Linked DNA regions of Homo sapiens: region 2 is linked to region 1. Evidence: chromatin contacts called from ENCODE Hi-C or POLR2A ChIA-PET data. All regions are on one chromosome and are shown on one strand. Each heading gives the region's core, a stretch centred on a gene start or an enhancer-like site at or near the end of the contact. The rest is flanking DNA. Distances are from core to core; before and after follow the strand shown.

The links. Hi-C counts contacts between places; a loop is a spot of excess contacts on that map. ChIA-PET counts read pairs that join two places held with the same protein, here RNA polymerase II (POLR2A). Pooled maps may share reads with other maps.
Region 2: a map of mammary epithelial cell shows a loop between it and region 1 (7-fold over the local background). The contact joins the promoter of P3H2 here to the enhancer-like site in region 1. A Hi-C loop is called at or near these places in 26 of 168 maps with a recorded cell type or tissue (Caco-2, Calu3, GM12878 and 19 more), 9 of 37 single-sample maps with no recorded cell type and 27 of 50 pooled maps. POLR2A ChIA-PET finds 5 or more read pairs at or near these places in 6 of 52 experiments (GM12878, IMR-90, MCF 10A and 3 more).

What each region holds. Positions count from the first base shown.
Region 1 is chr3:190,200,378-190,204,022 of GRCh38, forward strand. No RefSeq gene overlaps it. Among named protein-coding and RNA genes, the nearest start is that of P3H2-AS1, 81 kb to the left of the region's middle. Within about 2 kb of position 1,579, at least 4 of the 41 ENCODE cell types and tissues checked have a DNase peak (open chromatin) inside an H3K27ac peak, as active enhancers do; they include endothelial cell of umbilical vein and mammary epithelial cell, where a contact is called at or near this core.
Region 2 is chr3:190,118,732-190,122,479 of GRCh38, forward strand. P3H2 (prolyl 3-hydroxylase 2) reads right to left here and starts at 2,166. Exons shown (of 15, transcript NM_018192.4): 1 at 1,521-2,166. The coding sequence starts at 2,000. It overlaps P3H2-AS1 (P3H2 antisense RNA 1), which reads left to right and starts at 2,233. Exons shown (of 4, transcript NR_126419.1): 1 at 2,233-2,358. RefSeq lists silencers at 1,643-1,722, 1,933-2,162, 2,109-2,403 and an enhancer at 2,373-2,552.

The sequences.
Region 1 (3,645 bases), core at 329-2,828:
AGCTGGGACTACAGGCTCCCGCCACCACACCCAGCTAATTTTTTGTATTTGTAGTAGAGATGGGGTTCCACCATGTTAGCCAGGATGGTCTCGATCTCCTGACCTTGTGATCCGCCCGCCTCGGCCTCCCAAAGTGCTGGGATTACAGGCGTGAGCGACCGCACCCGGTCAGTCATTTCTTAATAAAAGAGTTGCCTGGCCTACCTCTTTAAGAAGAACAGCAACTCACCTTGCAAACATAATTCAAGTATATGTGTGTGTGTGTGTGTATATATATATACACACGCATATATATGTGTATATATATATTTATGTCAAACCTCATATATATGTATATGTGTGTGTGTATATATATGTCAATATATTTTTATGTCAAACCTCATATATATAATATATATAATATTAATAAAATATATTATATATTATATATATTATATATAATAAAATATAATATATATTATATATAATATATAATAAAATATATTATATATTATATATATTATATATAATAAAATATAATATATATTATATATAATATATAATAAAATATATTATATATTATATATATTATATATAATAAAATATATTATATATTATATATATATGAGGTTTGACATAAACCTCAGGGGTGGGGGTGGTGGAAGGGAGAGCATCAGGAAAAATAGCTATTGCATGCTGGGCTTAATACCTAGGTGATAGGTTGATAGGTGCAGCAAACCACCATGGCACACGTTTACCAATGTAACAAACCTGCACATCCTGCACATGTACCCTGCACATTTACCTATGTAACAAACCTGTAGATCCTGCACATGTAACTTAAAATAAATAAATAAATAAGGCTTTAGAATGAAATTGAGTTTAGGGCCATGAATACAGTTTGACGGGTGTGGGCACAGAGGTGATGTTTGGCATCAGAGTAGATAAGTTATTTGAAGAGAGAAAAACAAAAAGAATAGAGTAAAGCAGAAGATGAGAAACTAAACTCTACTGAGTACCCACAGTTCTGCAGTGGAGTAAAGAAGAAGAATTAGAGAAAGTACTCTCTCTATATAGTATTCGTATATGTATATGAATGAAGGATTTAGTAAAGTATAATTTATGGTAATAGTTTTTACCGTCAGAAGTATTTTCTTTATTTTATATTGAAGTTTTTGTTTTAAGATTAATACTGTTGGCCGGGCGCGGTGGCTCACGCTTGTAATCCCAGCACTTTGGGAGGCAGAGGCGGGCGGATCACGAGGTCAGGAGATCGAGACCATCCTGGCTAAAACGGTGAAACCCCGTCTCTACTAAAAATACAAAAACTTAGCCGGGAGTGGTTGTGGGCGCCTGTAGTCCCAGTTACTCGGGAGGCTGGAGAATGGCGTGAACCCGGGAGGCGGGGCTTGCAGTGAGCCGAGATCGCGCTACTGCACTCCAGCCTGGGCGACAGAGCGAGGCTCCGTCTCAAAAAAAAAAAAAAAAAAAAAAGAAAAAGATTAATACTATTGTCAGTATGCTGGTTCATTGTGGAGTATAAAATAATTTATTCTTCTCCATGAGCAAGTCGTGATCAGTTTCTTGTCTAAAAACCTTCCTATAAGTCCAGGAAAGATGGCTTATTCTGCCATCTTGTGGCTTGTTTTATTATGTTATCACTGTACATTGAGAAGTAATGGGTTAAAAGAAAACCAAACCGAAATTTACCCGAAGGTGTATTTTAATTATAGTACATACTAAGTGTATATTGGAGGCCAGGCAATAGAGCTAGGAAAATAAAAATATGAGGTATATCCTTCTCTTAAGGTTGATATTGGGCACCCGTTCAGAATATTCCTTCTCATAAAGTTCTAGGAAATAAAATCATAAATTAAGTAGGAATAAGCCTAACATGAAATGAACAAGATATTTATAAGGAAAATTGTAGAACCCTACTAAGGAACATAGAATAATGAAGGGATATATTGTAATTGTTAAAATATTTATTATTATAATATGCATACATCTTCCAGAGTAAGCTACAGGTCTGAAAATATCACAGGCAAAACCCCCAAAGAATGTTGTTTGTATATTTGAATATTATAACTTGGTAGTATAGTTCAAATGTAAGAGAAAATGTGAAACAATAACAAAAGAAAAATGAAAAAGAAAGGAGAAGAAAAAGGGCTTGCTTAAGATATAAAATGCACCATAACATAACAGTCATTAAAAGACACAAAATATGCAAAAGTAAACAAGTAGGCCAGCTGAATCGCATAGAGTCCAGGAAGAAACTCATGAAAAGTATTGACAGCTGATATTTGAAGTGACATTTTAAGTTGGTGGGGGAAAAAGAGAGCAAGTATTTCATGAATGATGTTTTAAAAATTTACCACGCATTGGGAAAAAATAGAGTTGTTTTCAACTTTAAGCTATATACCAATATGAATTTCTTATGTTTAGAGAGCTAGATGTGACAAAAAAGTCTATGTAAGTGTGATATGGTTTGGCTGTGTCCCCACCCAAATCTCATCTTGAATTGTAGCTCCCATAATTCCCATATGTTGTCGGAGGGACCTGGTAGAAGGTAATTGAATCATGGGGGCAGTTCCCCCATACTGTTCTCATGGTAGTGAATGAGTCCCATGACATCTGATGGTTTTATAAGGGGAAACCCCTTTTGCTTGGCTTTCATTCTCTCCTAAACTGCTCCCATGTAAGATGTACCTTTCACCTTCTGCCGTGAGTGTGAGACCTCCCCAGCCAAGTGGAACTGTGAGTCTATTAAACCTCTTTTCTTCTTTGTAAATTGTCCAGTCTTGGGTATGTCTTTGTCAGCAGCATGAGAACAGACTAATACATTAAATTGGTACTGGTAGACTGGGGTACTGCTGTAAAGATACCCAAAAATATGGAAGTGGTGTTGGAACTGGGTAACAAGCAGGTGTTGGAACAGTTTGGAGGGCTCAGAAGAAGACAGGAAAATGTGGGAAAGTTTGGAACTTCCTGGAAACATTTTCAATGGCTTTGACCAAAATGCTGATAATGATATGGACGATGAAATTCAGGCTGAGGTCATCTCAGATGGAGATGAGGAATTTGTTGGGAACTGGAATAAGGTGACTCTTGCTATATTTTAGCAAGGAGACTGGTGGCATTTTGCCACTGCCCTAGAGATTTGCAGAACTTTGAAATTGAGGGAGATGATTTAGGGTATCTGGCAGAAGAAATTTCTAAGCAGCAAAGCCTTCAAGATGTGACTTATGTTCTGTTAAAAGCGTTCAATTTTAAAAGGGAAACAGAGCATGAAAGTTTGGATAATTTGCAGCCTGATGATGTGATAGAAAAGAAAAACCCATTTTCTGAGGAGAAATTCAAGCCAGCTGCAGAAATTTGCATAAGTAATCAGGAGACAAATGTTAATCTCTAAAACAATGGGGAAAATATCTCCAGGGCATGTCAGAGACATGCAGCAGCCCCTTCCATCACAGGTCCAGAGGCCTAAGAGGAAAAAATGATTTCCTGAGCCTGGTCCAGGACCCCTCTGCTCTGTGCAGCCTAGAGACTTGGTGCCCTGCATCCTAGCCACTCTAGCCTTGACTAAAAGGGGACAAGATACAGCTCAGACCATGGCTTCAGAGGGTGCAAGGCCAAAGCATTGGCAGCTTCCAGGAGGTGTTGGGC
Region 2 (3,748 bases), core at 916-3,415, 81 kb before region 1:
AGAGATCTTGTGGGATGAGCTGCAAAAGGCATTTGGATATTTGAACATGGTATGTACTTTCATCTCCTTAGAAACACAGCCTGGTCCAGCCGTGCTCACGCCTATAATCCCAGCACTTTTGGAGGCGGAGACGGACGGGTCACCTGAGGTCAGGAGTTCGAGACCAGCCTGGCCAACATGGTGAAACCCCTTCGCTACTAAAAATACACAAACACACACAAAAATTAGCCCGGCATGGTGGTGCACACCTGTAATCCCAGCTACTCAGGAGGCTGAGGCAGGAGAATCGTTTGAGCCCGGGAGGCGGAGGTTGCAGTGAGCCCAGATTGCACCACTGCACTCCAGCCTGGGTGACAAGAGCAAAACTCCGTCAAAAAAAGAAAAGAAAAGGAAGAGAGGAGAGGAGAGGGGAGGGGAGGGGAGGGGAGGGGAGGGGAGGGGAGAGGAGAGGAGAGGAGAGGAGGGGAGAGGAGAGGAGAAAAGAAAGCAAAGCAGAGCACAGCAGAGCAGAGCAGAGCAGAGCAGCCTGGTCCATTGGCTAGCATGAACAACCAACCCCAAAGCTTCCACTTTTCCGGTAGCTGTAGAAGATACATTGATATATTAACACAGAAAACGAGAAAGAAGGGTTAAGAGTGTCAATTTGAAGGAAAATTGGGTGAGTGGCAGTGGAGGTTGAAGAACTCATTCAAATTCCCTCTGCTGAAGCATCCAGAGAGATCTTCAAAGTTATGGATGTGAACAATATGTCAATATGCATACTATACCTCCTGACGCTAACTTTAGGCAAGTTAGGCATACAAAAATAAAACTAGAAAGAGAGGACTGATGCCTAGTAACCCAGTCCAATGCATACCACCAGAAAACGTAAGCCCTCTATCAAAGGAGAAAAAGTCAACACTTAGGGTGGATACTTTGACTGAGACTGCCTCAAACAGCTTCGCCTCCTCCAAGCATACCTTCTCTTTAACCTTTGATCTTTACTTTTTTGTAGGTGAAGGGGAGAAGAGAGAGAAATTTGTTTTGGAACAGGTCTTTCAACTTCACTATTTTGAAGATTCTTTTAAACTTCAGAGAAAAGGTGCAGACTACAGTATAGGAAGGATAAGAGAGAGGAGACAAAAGAAATGGGAAGTGAGAAGGGAGAAGAGAAATGGGAAGTGAGAAGGGAGAAGAGAAATGGGAAGTGAGAAGGGAGAAGATAAATTGTACTAGATTCAGCTTTGTCAATGCCTCATGAATTAGTGCTGAATGGGTACTTTAAACATCACCTTATCAGGACAGTCCTCTTTTTGAGAGAGAAGCTGGCTCTGAGAAAGAGAGAAAAAGACTTGTCCAAGTTAATCAATTGTTGCATACAGAGATAGGGCCACCAGATATCTGGATTCACAAACTGAGACACATATTTAAGGAGACCCAATTCGAAAGACTGAACAGAGATGACGGGGGCAGCAGGGAGGGCTCAAGAGAGCGTGTGAGAGCCGCAGGGGCTTTGCAGTGGAGGAGCGCTCTGTGGGTACCTTGATGTAGGCCCGCTGCAGGTAGTTGTAGGGCACTCTGCGCTGGAAGTCGCTGCGCACATCCTCGCTGACGCGGTGGCGGGATGCGGGGCCCCCGAGGCGCTGGGTCTCACAGCTGCGATAACAGCGCGCCCGCCCCAACAAGGAGCGGAAAAGGGGCAGCTCAGCGCCGGGGCCCTCGCCGGGGGGCGGGGGCGGGAGCGGGTGGCGCGCCGCGCAGTGGCGGGCACAGCGCGTGCGGATTTCCCGCAGGCGCCGGTGGCTGCGCAGCGCCGCTTCCAAGTCGCGCACCGCTCGCTCGTAGTCTCCGCTGTAGTAGGCGGCCGCGCCGCTGGCGTAGAGCAGGTCGAAGGGCTGCAGAGGCCCGGGCTCCAGCTCCAGCTCCCGGCGTGGGCTGTCCGGGGGGCCGCCCCACAGTGGCGGCGGCAGTAGCAGCGGCAGCAGCAGCAGCAGCGGCGGCGCCCAGATGCGCTCCCGCATCCTCCGCCTCAGAGAGGCGCGGGACGGTTACGCTCGAGAGGGCTTCGGGGCACCTCGCGTCCGGGTCCCCTCTCCCACCTTCCCTCGGGGAAGCGCGCCGACTCCGCCGCGATCTGGCCGCTCCGCGAGCCCCAGGTGACCGCCGGCGCTCCGCGTACTGAGAGGCGGAGGCCGTGCCTGGCCAGCCGCTCTTAAAGGGACGCCCACAGCTCACACGCTCCTCCTGCTGCCTGAGACTCCGAGAGCCGCTCTCCCAGGCTCCCCGCTGCAGCGGCGGGGCTGCCAGGGGCGGCACACTCCAGCGCCAGCCAGAGAGCTAGCGCCGCTTGAGGCCGGCCGGGGACGAGGCGCTTTACACGTGAGCTCCCTTCTGGTTGTACAAGTGGATAGTATTAGTCTTCTTTTTGGGAAATAAAGAAAATCCAGCTTAGCAAGGTTAGGGCCTTAATCATATTCTGGAATCTCTGTATGGCCTCGCAGTTTGCAGAGTGCTTCACCTTCTAAATGAAGCCTGGAGCGCCATTTCAGACTGAATCAAACCGTAGATGCCATGTGTACCTACGCAACAAATCTGCGCATTCTGCACGTGTATCCCGGAACGTAAAGTTAAAAAAAAAAAGAATAAATAAATAAATAAATAGAAAAAAAACCCATAGAGGCCCTGTAGGCCCAGATGCGGAGGTTTAAGAAGATAAGTGATTTGCCTAAATGCATAGAGCTGAGAAGTGGCAAAGGACGGACCCAACCCAGGGCCTTTAGAACCAAAGCTTACCGCTTCTTCTCTTGGGGAAGGTTTCTCCCTTACCTTTTCGTCCAACTTGGTGTGGATGTGTGTCCGGGCATTGGATCAGGGCGCTGGGCCAGGGGAAGAACAATATATAGCCTGCCTTTCCTGTGCAGCCCGTGGTTTTACAGGGCCCAGAGAACCTTTGGAGGCAGGAGGAGCTGTACTCGCATTCTGGCTCCGTCCGTTTACCAGCTGTGTGACCTTGGCAACTGAGGGCCTCAGTTTCCTCATCTCCTAAACAGCCAGACGCCTAACACGTAAAATGCTATTCAGAAAAAAATTCTTGCTGTGGGCCAGGTGCAGTGGCTCACCCCTGTAATCCCAGCACTTTGGGAGGCCAAGGCGGGTGGATCACCTGAGGTCAGGAGTTCGAGACCAGCCTGGCCACCATGGCAAAACCCCGTCTCTACTAAAAATACAAAAATTAGCTGGGCGTGGTGGCACGTGCCTGCAGACCCAGCTACTCAGGAGGCTGAGGCAGGATAATTGCTTGAACCTGGGAGGTGAAGGTTGCAGTGAGCTGAGATCATGCAGCCTGGGTGACAGAGTGAGACTCCGTCTCAAAAACAAAAAAAACAAAGAAAAAGAAAAGAGAGGAGAGGAGGGGAGGGGAGGGGACGGGAGAGGAGAGGGAAATTCTTATTCTAAGAGTTGAACAAAGAGGCAATTTAGTATATCCCTTACCTCAAGGAATTAAGCAATCTGCATCAATCTAGGAATGAGAAAGCTGACAGAAATGGTTGCCAGATTCCAAACGACTAGCTGGAGGCTTCCTGTTCCTCCCCTTCTCCTCTGTCACGAATACATTCTTAGCCAAGGTGTTCCCCTCTTTCGTGTTCCTTGGCTTCACACTCTCACAAGAATATTGGTTGGACCCTGGATCCCAGCCTGCCTCCTGGAGGCATTTCTGTGGTCTTCTAGTGCCTGTGAGAATCTCATCAGTCTTTCAGCCCCTGCAATG